2 separate regions of the Homo sapiens genome follow, and region 2 is linked to region 1. Evidence: read pairs that join two places in POLR2A ChIA-PET (ENCODE). Cell type or tissue: GM12878. All regions are shown on one strand.

The links. Peaks named below come from ENCODE experiments on the same cell type or tissue, not always from the same donor. Only the 100,000 strongest peaks of a DNase experiment are listed, where the experiment ranks them.
Region 2: POLR2A ChIA-PET joins it to region 1 with 5 read pairs; 1 of 35 experiments calls an interaction of 5 or more read pairs at or near these places.

The regions. Positions count from the first base shown.
Region 1 is chr19:50,169,392-50,177,391 of GRCh38, forward strand. All of the region lies in intron 2 of LOC124904746 (a long non-coding RNA gene), which reads right to left. Among named protein-coding and RNA genes, the nearest start is that of IZUMO2, 10 kb to the left of the region's middle. In GM12878, no CTCF peak of the experiment used is centred here; a DNase peak (open chromatin) is centred at 3,930; H3K27ac peaks cover 435 bases.
Region 2 is chr19:50,341,687-50,349,686 of GRCh38, forward strand. All of the region lies in intron 2 of LOC105372437 (a long non-coding RNA gene), which reads left to right. It also overlaps the pseudogene NAPSB. Among named protein-coding and RNA genes, the nearest start is that of KCNC3, 16 kb to the left of the region's middle. RefSeq lists enhancers at 883-1,122, 2,953-3,002, 5,635-5,784. In GM12878, no CTCF peak of the experiment used is centred here; DNase peaks (open chromatin) are centred at 1,090, 3,395, 5,595 and 5,825; H3K4me3 peaks cover 4,022 bases; H3K27ac peaks cover 6,075 bases.

The DNA of each region.
Region 1 (8,000 bases):
TCTAGGTCTCTGTCTCCTCCCTGGGTCTCTGTCTCTCTCTCTCTCTCTCTCTCTCTCTGGGTCTCTGTACTCCCCTGTCTCTGGGTCTCTGTCCCCTCCCCCTTCTGGGTCTCTGTTCCTCTCTCTCTCTCTGAGTCTCTGTCCCCCTCTCTTTGGGTCTCTGTACCAACTCTCTCTGGGTCTCTGTACCACCTCTCTCTGGGTCTCTGCCCTCACAGTCTCTCTGGGTCTCTTTTTTTTCCTCTCTCTCTCTCTCTGTCCCTCTTTCTCTGGGTCTCTGTCCCTATCTCTCTGGGTGTTTGTCCCCTTCCTCTCTGAGTCTCTATCCCCTTTCTCTGGGTCTCTGTCCCCCCAACCCTCTGGGTCTCTGTCCCTCTCTGTCTGGGTCTCTGTCCCCCCCTCTCTCTCTGGGTCTCTATCCCTCTCTCTCTGAGTCTCTGTCCCCCTCTCTCTGGTTCTCTGTCCCCCTCTCTCTCTCTGGGTCTCTATCCCTCTCTCTCTGAGTCTCTGTCCCCCTCTCTCTGGTTCTCTGTCCCCCTCTCTCTGGGTCTCTATCCCCTGTCTCCTATCTCTGCCCCTCTCCCTGTGTCTCAGTGCTTTGTCTCCTTTTTCCTGTCTTGCTCCTCCCTCCCTCCCTCCCTCTGTCTGTCCCTCCCTCCCTCCCTTCATTTCTTCCTTCCTTCCCTCCCTCCCTCTCTCCCTCCCTTCTTTCCCTCCCTCCCTCCCTTCTCTCCTCCCTTCCTTCCTTTCCTCTTGCCTGCCTGCCTTTCAGACTCTGTTTGAGAACCCCATGTTCTGTGTGACATTGGGCAGGAGGCTTCCTCTCTTTGTCCCTCAGTTTCCTCACTGCACCATGGCACTCACTGGGCTGACCTGAAACTGAAGGGAATCACTGTGTGTCCTGGACACCTGGTATTAGTGGACGCTGAACCAAACCCACGGCCCACATGGGTTGAGAGTGTGGACTCTGTGCCAGGCCACATGCCAAGGCCTAGCGCCTCCTTTCATCCTCACGGTGTGCTGTAAGGGAAGCAATGGCATTGTCCCCATCTACAGATGAGGATGATGAGGTTGTACAACTTGCCCCAAATCGGACAGTGAGTAGGAGGCAGGGCGAGAACTTGAACTCGGGCTGCCCGGCCTCAGAGCCTGTGCTCTAACCCTACGCTGTGAGGGTTTCATATTGGCTGTTACGTGTATCGGTAATCGGGATTTCCCAACGTCAGCGCTACTGACGTTTGGGGCTGGATGATCCGTCCTTGTAGGCCCCGACCTGTGCACGGTATAGGATGTGGGCAGCATCTCTGGCCTTTACTCACTAAATGCCAGCAGCACCCGCACTCCCAGCTGTGACAACCATAGATGTCCGTAGATAATGCCAAAAGTCCCCCACCTGTGAATCACTGTATTCAACACAGTGTGCAGGATCAAGAATACACGGTACTGGCCGGGCGCGTGGCTCACGCCTGTAATCCCAGCACTTTGGGAGGCTGAGGCGGGCGGATCACGAGGTCAGGAGATCGAGACCATCCTGGCTAACAAGGTGAAACTCCGTCTCTACTAAAAATACAAAAAAAAAAAAAAAAAAATAGCCGTGTGTGGTGGCGGGCGCGTGTAGTCCCAGCTACTCGGGAGGCTGAGGCAGGAGAATGGTGTAAACCCGGGATCGCGCCACAGTACTCCAGCCAGGGGGACAGAGCAAGACTCCATCTCAAAAAAAAACAACAAAAAACAAACAAACAAAAAATACATAGGCCAGCGAGGACTCAACCAAAATAAAAAAATCTGAAGTCCTTTGGGCTTCAGAAAACACCATCCAGAAAGTGAATGGACAGCAATATAATATAAAAATATATTTACAACCGGGTGCTCATGCCTGTAATCCCAGCACTTTAGGAGGCCGAGGTGGGTGGATCATTTGAGGTCAGGAGTTCAGGAACAGCCTGGCCAACATGGCAAAACCCTGTCTCTACTAAAAATACAAAAATTAGCTGGGTGTGGTGGTGCGTGCCTGTCATCTCGGCTACTTGGGAGGCTGAGGCAGGAGAATTGCTTGAACCCAGGAGGCGGAGGTTGCAGTGAGCTGAGATTGCACCATTGCACTCCAGCCTGGGCGAGAAAGCAAGACTCTGTCTCAAAAAAAAGAAAAATTAAAAAAAAAAAAGAAAATGCTCTGGAATTAGATAGTGGTGATAGTTGTGCAAACATGAATATACTAAAACCCACCGAATTGCACGTTAAAATGGTGAATTTTATGGCATGTGAATTATATTTTTAAAAAAGTTTAAAAGGTAGTTTTTTTTTTTAAAGAGTGTGGGCTGTAGTGTCAGGATCCCAGCTTTGCCCCTTATGAACTGTGTGACCTGTGCATATCCCCCCGTACCTCAGCGTCCTTGTCTGTAAAATGAAGACAACATTAGCATCTCTACAATAGTTTCGCTGTGAGGGGCAAATGGGATGATGAATTTAAAATCCTTGTACACAGACATCGTTCTGTAAATGTGAGCTGGGAGCACAGAGGTATGGCCTGTGAGTCACCTGAAAATTCTGTTTGGTGAGAACTCAGCTCACATCCTCTCTCCCACTAGCCCCTGGCCCCAACCTGCCTCCAGTCCACCTCCCAGCCAGGAAAGTTTTATACTGTATGCATGCACTACTTTGGACCAAAATCTAGGGCCTTTCTTTCTTTTTTTTTTTCTTTTCTTTCTTTCTTTTTCTTTGGAGACAGTCTGGCTCTGTCGCCCAGGCTGGAGTGCAGTGGCATGATCTCGGCTCACTGGAATCTCTGTCTCCCAGGTTCAAGCGATTCTCCTGCCTCAGCCTCCCAAGTAGCTGGGACTATAGGCATGTGGCACCATGCCCGGCTAATTTTCTGTATTTTTAGTAGAAATGGGGTTTTACCACATTGACCAGGCTGGTCTCGAACTCCTGACCTCAGGTGATCCACCCGCCTTGGCCTTCTAAAGTGCTGGGATTACAGGTGTGAGCCACTGAGGCCGGCCTCTAGAGCTTTAATTTTTATTTTTAGAGATGGGGTCTCACTATGTTGCCCAGGCTGGTCTTGAACTCATGGCCTCAGGCGATCCTCCCACCTCGGCCTCCCAAAGTGCTAGGATTACAGGTTCGAGCCACTGTGCCTGGCCAGGGCTTATTTTATGCCACAACACTGCATAGGAAAGAAAAATCTTAAAGATTGTAAGGCATCATGCAATCATGAAAAGCTAATTATTTTCTGTACCTCCAAGACCAAAGGTTTTAATCTCAACCTAAAAAAACCCCAGTCATGGAACATGCATTAAATATTTGACATAATGAGTGCCTAGATGTGCTTTTGAGTTGTAGAGCTATTTGGCTATTAAAAGTACATTCAGCCTGGTGGCTCCTGCCTGTAATCCCAGCCCTTTGGGAGGCTGAGGTGGGCAGACCTTGAATCTAGGAGTTTGAGACAAGCCTGGGCAACACAGGGAGACCCTGTTTCTACCAAAAAAAAAGAAAAAGAAAAAAAAAAAGCTGGATGTGGTGGCTCACAGCTGTGTTCCCAGCTACTTGGGATGCTGAGGTGGGAGAATCCCTTGGGCCTGGGAGGTCAAGGCTGCAGTGAGCCATGATCACACCACTGCACTCCAGCCTGGGTGACTGGGTGAGATCCTATCTCAAAAAGCAAGAAAAGAGAAAAGGAAAAAAGGGAGGAAGGAAGGAAAGAAGGAAAGAAGGAAGGAAGTGAGGGAGGGAGGGAGGGAGGGAGGGAGAGGGAGGGAGGGAGGGGAAATAATCCAGCCTCAGGGGCATTTCCAAGGAAAATGCTGTCCTGGTCACAGGACACTGCTCCACCCATGGCTGAGGCAATTGTCCCTCCCTCACAGATCTTATCAGACTGCAGGATGGTATCGGTTTCTCTTTCCCTTGAGGACTCAGCCCTCCCCACCTCAGACAGCGACCGCTCTAGGCCGGAACCTTATCTGAGCTCCCTAGGCCTCCAGAACCCACCCGTTTCTAGCCACACGGTAGACATGCCTGTTTCATGCGCACACTCATTCATAGACACAGCACATGCACCACCTCTATGCCAGGCACAGTTCTAGACACGGGGGCTACACCAGTGACCAGCTCAGACTCAAACCCCTGGAGCTATGTTCTAATAAAATAAGCACATGAAATATATAGTATATTTCATGGTCTTCGGCACTAAGGGGAAATAAATAAAGCAGATAGGGAGGGTGGGAGGAGGTGGCAGGAGGTGCTGTTAATTTCCAGGGTTCTGCAGAGGAGAGGAGACCTCACCAAGAAGGTGATATTCAGGTAAAGTCCGGAAGGAAATGAGGAGCAAATCACAAGGTCATCCCAGGGAAGAGCCTTCTGGGCAGAGGAAACAGCAAATGCAAAGGCCCTGGGGTGAGAACGTGCCTGGCCTTTTTTTTTTTTTTTTTTTTTTTCTGAGACAGAGTCTCACTCTGTCGCCCAGGCTAGAGGGCAATGGTGCAATCTTGGCTTACTGCAACCTGCGCCTCCTGGATTCAGGCGATTCTCCTGCCTCAGCCTCCCAAGTAGCTGGAATTACAGGCATGGCCACCATACCCGACTAATTTTTGTATTTTTAGTAGAGACGGGGTTTTGCCATGTTGGCTAGGCTGGTCTCGAACTGCTGACCTCAGGTGATCCACCCACCTTGGCCTCCCAAAGTGCTGGGATTACAGGTGGAAGGATCGCTTAAGCCCAGGAGTTCAAGACCAGCCTGGGCCACATAGAGAGATCCCATCTTCACAAAAAATACAAAAATTAGCCAGGGGTGGTGCATGCCTATAGTCCCACTTACTTGGGAGGCTGAAGTGGGAGGATTGCTTGAGGCTGAAAGTTCGAGTGTAGCACCTGTTCTGTGCATACACTTTGTGTCCTTCTGCCACAGGACCTTTGCACATGCTGACTCTTCTGCCTGGACCACCTTACTCTCCCATTCTACCTAATAACCCCTACTCATCTTTCAACTTAAAGCTCAATGAGGACACCTTCTAAGGGAACACCTTGGGATGGTCCTGACAAGGTCAAATTCCTCTGTTAGATGTTCTCAGAACACTATGCATTTTTCCATGGTAGCCCTCAGCAGGGAGGGGAGTTTACATTTTTGGGTGTGACTGCCTGATTAATGATGGTCTTCCCCACCTGAACGTAAGCTCCACGTGGACATGAACTTGCTCCCTGCTGTGTCCCCAGCCCCTCGAACAATACCTGGTACACAGTAGGGGCTCAATAAATATTTGTCAGATGAATGAGTGAATGTATGAATGAGAAAAATAACAAGAATGCAGGCTAACAACTAATGAGCTCAGACAGGAAGGGATAAATACAAGCCACGTTGCAAAGGAAGAATGGGTGAGAGATGGATTTGGAGAGAGAATAATAATGACCTGGCTGGGGCCGGCTGTGGTGGCTTACGCCTGTAATCTCAGCACTTTGGGAGGCCAAGGCGGTGGATCACGAGGTCAGGAGATCGAGACCATCCTGACTAACATGGTGAAACCCTGTCTCTACCAAAAACACAAAAAATTAGCCAAGCGTTGTGGCGGGCGCATGTAGTCCCAGCTACTTGGGAGGCTGAGGCAGGAGAATGGCGTGAACCCGGGAGGCGGAGCTTGCAGTGAGCCGAGATGGCGCCATTGCACTCCAGCCGGGGTGACAGAGCAAGACTCCATCTCAAAGAAAAAAAAAAAAGACTAAACTAAGCTGTGCCTGTGTGCAAGGAATGTGCATGACTGGCAAGAAATGTGCCTTGTCAGTCCCAAGATGGAGCAGAACTGAAAATGGGGTTATTCTGGCTCTCCTGGGCTCCTGTTTCCTTAATGCTTCTGGTCCACGGATCACATCTCAGGAGTAAGGCTCCAGGGCTGGGTTTCTCAGCCGGCGCTGTTGACATTTGGGGCCATACAATTCTTTGTTGCTGGGGGCTGTGCTGTGTGTTGAAGGATGTTGAGCAGCATCTTTGGACTCCACTTTTGTTTTTTTTTGTTGTTGTTGTTGTTTTTGAGACAAGAGTCTTGCTCTGTCGCCCAGGCTGGAGTGCAGTGGCCTGATCTCAGCTTACTGTAACCTCCATCTCCTGGGTTCAAGAGATTCTCATGCTTCAGCCTCCCCAGTAGCTAGGATTACAGGCATGCACCACCAAACCCGGCTAATTTTTTTTGTATTTTTAGTAGAGACGGGGTTTCACCATGTTACCCAGGCTGATCTCCATCTCCTGACCTCAGGTAATCCGCCCACCTCGGCCTCCCAGAGTGCTGGGATTACAGGTGTTAACCAACGCATCCAGTCTTGGCCATTTTAGATGTCAGGGGACCTCCCCACCAGCCAGGAAAATCAATCAAAACTGTCTCCAGACATTGCAACGTCCCCTGAGGGACACTATTTCTCCTGTTTGAGAATCACTGATCTGATATGATCATACCTATAGCAGTCAGAATGAAATGTGTTGTGTTGTGTTGCAGGAATAAACCAACCCCAAATCTCAGAGACATGAAACAGCAGAGATATGCTTCTTACTCATGCTAATGCCCATCACAGCCAGCTGAGGACTCTACCTCCACAGCTTCAGAGTTCTGACTATCGAACCCAGGCTAACAAATCAGCCACTCGTGGGACATTGCTTCCAGTTACTAAGGCTGAGAAGCCAACGTGCCTAAATCCTCCAGTGCCAATGAAATGACACGTATTCCTGGTCTCATTTCATTGGCTCAAGCAAGTCACATGACAGGAAGTACAATCTTATATGCTCAGAGGAGCAAACAACAAAATATCTGTGAACGGTCTATTGCAATGTACCAACATTTGCATATAAGTATTCACACTATCTGCCGGACGCGTTGGCTCACGCCTATAATCCCAACACTTTGGGAGGACGAGGCAGGTGGACCATTTGAGGCCAGGAGTTTGAAACCAGCTTGGCCAACATGGTGAAACTCCATCTCTTCTAAAAATAGAAAAAAAAACTTAGCCGGGTGTGGTGCAGACGCCCGTAACCCCAGCTACTCGGGAGGCTGAGGCAGGAGAATCGCTTGAACTTGGGAGACGGAGGTTGCAGTGAGCCGAGATCGTGCCATTGCAGTCCAGCCTGGGCGACAAGAGTGAAACTCTGTCTCAAAGAAAAAAAAAAAAAAGAATTCATATTATCTTATTAAAGTTATTTTACCTTATTTCTCCTTTATCTTACGGTTATTTGATTTTTTTTTCTTTTTGAGACGGAATCTTGCTGTGTCACCCAGGTTGGAGTGTAGTGGCATGATCTCGGCTCACTGCAACCTCCGGCTCCCGGGTTCAAGCAATTCTCCTGCCTCAGCCTCCCGAGTAGCTGGGACTACAGGCGCCTGCCACCACGCCCAGCTAATTTTTTTTTCTTTTTTTTCAGTAGAGATGGGGTTTCACGTGTTAGCCAGGATGGTCTCGATCTCTGACCTCACGATCTGCCCGCCTCGGCCTCCCAAATTGCTGGAATTACAGGCTTGAGCCACTGCGCCCAGCCTATTTCTCCTTTATCTTAAAGTTATTTGATTTTTTAAAGTTATGTGTGTAAATAGTTTAGATTACCCATGGACTTTATTCCAGCAGAGTACAGAGGAAAAACAGGACATTTGTAATAAAAGGGGGACCTTGGCATACCCAACCATGATGCACATGTATGTTCACCAAAATCCACGTACTAAAACACGGATTGGCTAACTACAGGGGCTAAATTCAGTCTACAGCCCGTTCTTTTATGAGCCAGAGCTAAGAATGGTTTTTGTTTTTAAAGGGTTGTAGGCTGGGCACGGTGGCTCACGCCTCTAATCCCAGCACTTTGGGAGGCCGAGGCAGGCGGATCACGAGGTCAGGAGTTCGAGACCAGTGCGGCCAACATGATGAAACCCCGTCTCTACTAAAAATAGGAAAATTAGCAGGGCATGGTGGCGGGCACCTGTAATCCCAGCTACTCGGGAGGCTGAGGCAGAATTGCTTGAAACCAGAAGGCAGAGGTT
Region 2 (8,000 bases), 170 kb after region 1:
AGTGTTGGGGTTACAGGCATGAGCCACTACATCTGGCCTAGATTCCCTTTAGCTTATTTGTAAAAGGGAAATAGCACGCAGGGTTTGACCCTCAGGCTCAGTGTTTGCCAAGCCCAGACTCAGAGGGCTGGTTCAAATTCAGATCTCTTAATTTTTAAGTAGATCTGGGATGGGGCTTGAGAATTTGCATTTCTAACAAGGTCCTGGGCCATGCTAATGCTATTGGTTTTGAGACAACATTCTGAGACTCACTGTTCTTTGCATTGACTTGGAAAATGTCCGTGATATATTAGGTTTGCAAAGCAGATGAATAGGGAATGATGAATTCATTGAACCTTACACCAGCAACATCTATACTCTCAGAGTCCTGGGAGAATTTCAGATTGTAAATCCTTACTTATTCAAAGATCTTACTGAGGTGGGAGGATTACTTGAGGCCAGGAGTTCATGACCAGTCTAGGAAACATAGTGAGACCCCCCATCTCTACAAAAAAAGAAAATCTTAAAAAAAAGCTGGTTAACAAACATAATGTGCAGTAATTTTTAAAATAAATTTTATATTTAATGATTTTTTTGTAGAAAGAGATGGGGTCTCACTATGTTGGCCAGGTTGGTCTTGAACTCTTGGCCTCAAGCAATCCTCCAGGCCTCTGCCTTCCATAGTGCTAGGATTACAGGTGTGAGCCACCATGGCTGGCCTCATGCAGTAATTTTTTTTTTTTTTTTTTTTGAGATGGAGTCTCGCTCTGTTGCCCAGACTGGAGTGCAGTGCCATGATCTTGGCTCACTGCAAGCTCCGCCTCCCAGGTTCACGCCATTCTCCTGCCTCAGCCTCCTGAGTACCTGGGACTACAGGCGCCCACCACCACGCCCGACTAATTTTTTTGTATTTTTAGTAGAGTTGGGGTTTCACCATGTTAGCCAGGATGGTCTCGATCTCCTGACCTTGTGATCTACCTGCCTCGGCCTCCCAAAGAGCTGGGATTACAGGCATAAGGCACCACGCCCAGCCTGCAGTAATATTTTTGTACCCAATTTTAGTCACTCCTTGGAGCATGACACCCTCACTCACACCTTTGCCCTCACCCCTCATGACTCAGTCTTTGAAAGGCACAAGAACGAGAAGTGGGGAAAACACTTTCCGGAAAATACACCCCTCCCCCTGCGAAGAGCCCCAAGGGGTAAGGAGAAGAGAAGAGAAGAGGGGAAGGGAGAAATTGGGGAAGCATCAGAGGTAAGGTAGGGGAGAACTTCTTGGGTGGGGTCCCCAAAACTGGACTTCTTTTTTTTTTGAGACAGGACCTCCCTTGTCGCCCAGGCTAGAGTACAGTAGCTCAATCATAGCTCACTGCAGCCTCAAAACCCTGGGTTCAAATGGTCCTCCCACCTCAGCCTCCCAAGTAGCTAAGACTACAGGCACCTGTCACCGTGCCTGGCTGATTTTTTTTTTCTGTAGAGACTGGGGGTCTCACTATGTTGCCCAAGCTAGTCTTGAACTCCTAGCCTCAAGCAGTTCTCCTACCTTGGCCTCCCAAAGTGCTGAGTTGACAGTGGTGAGCCATTGTGCTCAGACAAAAAAATAGACTTCTTGAGGCCTAAACAATTTGGAGGGTGTGAATGTGGGGGAGTCTTAGTTTAAATGTCACATGCCTTGGTCTCCAAGATGGCGGGAATGTGTCACATGTCTGGAGACCCCCATAACTGGTCATCAGAGCTTGGAGTGGGATCTGCAGAGGCCTCCAAAAAAACATATCCAGAGAAGAAGGGGAGGGTTCCTCACTCAAGAGTCTTAGTGAAGGCCGGGTGTGGTGGCTCGCGCCTGTAATCCCAGCACTTTGGGAGGCCGAGGCGGACAGATCGCGAGTTCAGGAGTTCAAGACCAGCCTGGCCAACATGGTGAAACCCCATCTCTACTAAAAATACAAAAATTAGCCAGGCATGGTGGTGCGTGCCTGTAATCCCAGCTACTTGGGAAGCTGAGGCAGGAGAATCGCTTGAACCCAGGAGGCGGAGGTTGCAGTGAGCCGAGACCACGCCACTGCACTCCAGCCTGGCAACAGAGTGAGACTCCGTTTCAAAAAAAAAAAAAAACAAAAAAAACAAAAAAAGAGTCTCAGTGTTGGAGGATCTGGGACTTAAAAGGGCTCTGGGCTGGACATGGTAGTTCACGTCTGTAATTCCAGCACTTTGGGAAGCTGAGGTGAGAGGATTGCTCGAGCCCAGGACATGGAGACCAGCCTGCAAAACATAGGGATACCCTCTTCTTTACAAAAAATTTCAAAAATTAGCTGGGCATGGTGACACATGCCTGTAGTCCCAGCTACTTGGGAGGCTGAGGTGGAAGAATGGCTTAAGACCACGAGTTTGAGGCTGCAGTGAGCCATGATCGCACTACTGCACTCCAGCCTGGGTGACACAGCAAGACCCAATCTCAACAAATAAATAAATAAAAAGAAAAAAATTATTTTAAAAAAGGAGCTCTGAGCCAGACGTGGTGGCTCACGCCTGTAATCCCAGCACTTTGGGAGGCTGAGGTGGGCAGATCACCTAAGGTCGGGAGTTCAAGACCAGCCTGATCAACATGGAGAAACCCCATCTCTACTAAAAATACAAAATTAGCCGGGGTGGTGTGGCACATGCCTGTAATCCCAGCTACTTGGGAGGCTGAGGCAGGAGAATCGCTTGAACCCAGGAGGTGGAGGTTGTGGTGAGCCAAGATCGTGCCATTGCACTCCAGCCTGGGCAACAAGAGTGAAACTCTGTCTCAAAAAAAATAAATAAATAAAAGGGAGCTCTGATCTTAGGAGATGTCAGAGTAGAGCCCTCGGGGTGAGAGCCCACTTTAGAGATCTGGAAAGCCAAGAAAGAAGAGTCAAGGATCCTGGGTGCCAGGTTTGGGAATCACTGAACCAGGAGCCCCAGACTTAAAGGGCAAAAAGCAGAGAATCCCTCCCAGGTTTGGGGGTGGCAAATGGGGTCACCATACCGGATCAGTGTGGCCCCAGCAGGCTCCACATTCAGCAGAGGCAGCAGCAGCAGCAAGGGTAGCAGCAGCAGTGGTGGAGACATTGCTGGGGAGCCGGGTGTGAACCCAGGCTTCCTAGTTTTCTTTCCCCTGTGACTCCACCCTGTTTATGCCCCACCTCCCGGTTTAGGAGGTGACCAGAACACGAGGTCTCTCAGCAGGTGACACAGGGGGACAAGGATGTTTTTGAAGATTTGTGCAGAGTATTTGTGTAGTGTCAACAAAAGTTGTATCCTGTGTCCTTAGTGCTCCTCATTCCCTACTTGGGGGGTGGTGGTCGTGGGGTGTCCTCTGCTGGGACTGCCTCCCACCCCCCATCCTTTAGCCTCTGTCACTTTTACTTCTCACTTTCACATCACTTTTCTGAGACTCATTAACCACAGTGTTTCCTTGGCCAAGTGGGAGGGACCAGCAGGTGTCTGTGAAGGGCCTGGGGAAGGGAGAGAGGAACTGATTATAAGCCTGCCCTCCCATATGAAGTGGGACTGCCTGCGTCTGAGGACCCAGACTCTTATTTGTAGGTGAAGTATGTTTCTTGTAAGCAACAAAACATTGGGTCTTCTTTTTCATCCATTCATCCGTTCTATATCTTTTTATTCGAGAGTTTAGTCCATTTACATTCAATGTTGTTCTTGATAAGGACGTCCTCCTGACATTTTGTTACTTGTTTTCTGGTTGTTTTGTAGTATTCTCTTCTTTCTGTCCTTCTTTCATGTTATTTATTTATTTATTTATTCATTTATTTTTGAGACAGAATCTCATTGTCGCCCAGGCTGGAGTGCCGTGGTGCAATCTCGGCTCACTGCAACCTCTGCCTCCTGGATTCAAGCGATTCTCGCCTCAGCCTCCCGAGTAGCTGGGACTACAGGCGCGTGCCACTGCACCTGGCTAATTTATGTATTTTTAATAGAGATTTGGTTTCATGATGTTGGCCATACTGATCTCAAACTCCTGACTTCAGGTGATCCACCCGCCTCAGCCTCCCAGAGTGCTGGGATTACACATGTGAGCCACCACACCTGGCCTCTGTTTTCCTTTTAGAGAAGATAATTTTCCTTGGTCATATGATTTAATTTTTTGCTTTTTTTTTTGTATCTGTTGTATGTTTTTTGATTTGAGGTTACCATGAGGCTTGCAAATATTGTCTTTTTTTTTTTTTTTTTTTGAGATGGAATCTCGCTCTGTTACCCAAGCTGGAGTGCAGTGGCTCGATCTCGGCTCACTGCAAGCTCTGCCTCCTGGGTTGACGCCATTCTCCTGCCTCAGCCTCCAGGGTAGCTGGGACTACAGGTGCCTGCCACCACACCTGGCTATTTTTTTTTTTTTTTTTTTGTATATTTAGTAGAGACGAGGTTTCACCGTGTTAGCCAGGATGGCCTCGATCTCCTGACCTCATGATCCGCCTGCCTTGGCCTCCCAAAGTGCTGGGGTTACAGGCGTAAGCCACTGTGCCCTGCCATAAATACTATCTTATAACCCATTATTTTAAGCTGACAACATAAACTTAACACTGTTTGCATAAACAAACCAACAAACCAACAAACAATAAGAAAATTAGTAAAAACTCTACACCTTCACTTTGTCCCCAACTTTTTAACTTTTTGTTGTTTGTATTTATATCTTATTGTACTGTCTATGTCTTGAAGCGTTGTTGTAGTTATTATTTTTGATTGGTTCATCCTTTAGTTTTTCTACTTAAGAGTTGTTCACACACCATAGTTATACTGTTACAATACACCATGTTTTTCTGTGTGCTTACTATTAGCAGTGAGTTTTGTACCTTCAGATGATTTTTTTTTTTTTTTTTGAGACGGAGTCTTGCTCTGTCACCCAGGCTGGAGTGCAGTGGTGCGATCTCAGCTCACTGCAAGCTCCACCTCCCGGGTTCATGCCATTTTCCTGCCTCAGCCTCCCGAGTAGCTGGGACTACAGGCACCCACCACCACATCCGGCTAATTTTTTTGTATTTTTAGTAGAGACGGGGTTTCACCGTGTTAGCCAGGATGGTCTCGATCTCCTGACCTCGTGATCCACATGTCTCTGCCTTCCAAAGTGCTGGGATTACACACGTGAGCCACCGCGTCTGGCCCAGATGATTTTTTATCACTCATTAACATGCTTTTCTTTCTGACTGAAGTACTCCCTTTAGCATTTCTTGTAGGACAGATCCGGTGTTGATGAAATTCCTCAGCTTTGTTTGTTCTGGGAGAGTCTTTATTTCTCCTTCATGCTTGAAGAATATTTTCACTGGATATGCTATTCTAGTGTAGCAGGACAAGCTGTGGAGAAAACCCCACAGACACCGAGATAGTGAAGGAAGTAGCTTTTAATCAGCTGGAAGCATCAGCAGACTAGCATCTTAAAATTCAAGCTTGTTGAGTGCACAATTTCTGTCGCTTTTAAGGGTTCACAACACTAAAGATTTTACATGAAAGGACCGTGATTGATTGAGCAATCTAGGGGGTATGTGACAGGGGCTGCATGCACCAGTAATCAGAGCAAAGCAGAACAGAACGAGAAGTTTCACAATGTCTTTCCATACAATGTCTGGAATTTATGGATAATCGGTTGCTAGGTCATGGGTTGAATTTTAACTATCAGGCTAAGGTCAGGCAGGCCCAGGCCTGGTTTTGGGTCTGGTTTTGGGTCTGGTGCATGGCGCCGGGCTGCCTGCCTTTGGTTTCGCTTCCTTGTTTCTTCTTAAAACAGGTACTGAGTATGAAACAATATAGAACAATATGGGGGGGTCTCTTTCTCTCTTCTCTCATTTCCCCGCTTTGAGACTCTCACTCATGGTATTAGTGGAAGTTCTCACTTTCATTTTTACTACTTATGTCTTCCTGTGCAATAGATTGATAGTGATTCAAATAATATACTCGTGCTGAAGCATTCTGGTGAACTAAGGTAGTGATGAAGCTTTTTATCATTTGAAGAAGTATAGGTAGCAAACAAGGGAGTAGTAAGCGGATTCCTATTACTATTATAACTCCTATTATAAGAGTTTTAAGCCCTCCTATTGCTGGGAACCAATTTCCAAACATGGCCTCAGGATCAAATCCGTGCCACACTCGCACTGTACATGTGCCAGTTTTGTTATATCTTTAACTATGTCTTCAACTACTTGCCCTTGATCATCTATGTGGAGACAGCAATTAGTAAGGTTAAATTTTCCACAAACTCCTCCTTCAGCTGCTAGCAAGTAGTCGAGAGCTAGTCTATTTTGGTAGATAGCATTCCTCATCTGAGTCTCTTGCCGGGCAAGAACAGTCAAGGCTTGACCAGTTTAATTAGTAATAATTTCTAAAACAGCTTGCAACTGTATGATTCAGTTGAGCATGTAGATGGGGGTCCAATATCCCTATGAGCCATCTTATGCCCAAGTGGCGGGCCCATAGTATTGTATAATTCTTTCAGGGGGCCATCATCATCTTTCCAGTTACCTATGGCTATGCTTCGTTTTTCACGGGAAGCATAGACAGGGAATCCTAAGAGTTTGTTGTTTTTATGGGCAGCAGGAAGAAAGATGGTTTAATAGTGCCAATTACACAGCTACCTGTCTACTGATCAGATAGCTTAGCATAAGCTCTATGTCCACATATCCAGTATAACCCAGTAGGGGCAGTCCAGTCCCAGTGGAATTCTGGGTGGGCCTAAACAGTCTGCAATTTTGGAAATTTACGGAATGGATTTTTTTCCGTGTAATTGGAACTCCACCATGTAACTGTTTTTGTGGTACCATTATACAGTTTTTGTCCAAGACAACTAACCTGTCCTACAGGATGAGTGAATTCTTTTCCTTCTCTAGCTATGCAACATTGTCCAATAATTGAGGCTTTTAGAACCCAGAAATTGTCAGGGTGGTTCTTTTGGGCCGAGAATTCATCAGGAACTGGGTCTGTAGGAACTCATTCTCGGGCTTCCCATGGCCACTGATCTCCTGTTACAGTTGCTCCACAAACAAAACACGAAGTGACTTTTAGAGACTGGGCTACATGCTCGGCTAACTGCAAAAACAAATGTCTAGTTTTTCCTGGAATTTCAGGCACTGGCACATTTTGTTCATCATAGAAAGTGTGAAATACTGGCTCTGGAGAGCATGTTCGAACCTCTCCTTTTATTAAAATGTTTACCCTAGGGTCTAGTCTTTTTCCATCAATGCCTAGAGATAAGTATTTTCCTTTTTTCTATTTTGGGTCTGAGGGGCTTGTGATTACTAATTTTAAAGGGTTGCAGCTTCCACTCATGCAGGACAGGCTTCCTTTCCCTTTTTGGAGCAAAACAGGATCTTTTTCATTTTTTTTTTCCCAAGTAGCCTAAATGACACAAGACCAGTACCCACATTCTTTTCCACACAATCCTGATTCATGACAGATGTACTTATTTTCGGTCATGTAGTTTTTTCCTAATTAAAAGAGCCACATCCTGCTCCTAACTTATTGCTATTAATGACAGCACAGCGTCAAATCTTAAGATTATGCATTTGGGCACCCCTTTTTCTTCTGTTCTGGCTAATACTTTACTTGTATCATTTATGAGTCCCTGCCAGTGTTCAGTCCTTAATCTTATTTCAAAAACTGTGGAAATGGGAGGTTCAGAGGGGTCATAGCACACATCGGGCTGGTCACTTCCTGGATCACAGACTTTGTACTGAGTGTTATTATACAAACATGTTCCTTTTGGAATTCCTAGGCCTTCATAATAACTATAGAACAAAAAGATTGTCTTAACTTGTTGTCCTACCTCAGTGACCTGAGGTATGCACTGAAAGCAGTCCTCTGTGTGGGAAGAAGCAGTGGAAGCTTTTACCACACAAGTCCGTGTTATAAGGAAAGTAAGTCCCACGACGATTTTCCTCATGCTTCGGCCGCGAATAGGCCAGTCAGCTTCCGGGTGTGACTGGAGCAGGGCTTGTCGTCCTCCTCAGGGTTACTTTGCAGGGATTGTCTAGGCCTGGTTTGGCCTCCCAGGTTCCAGT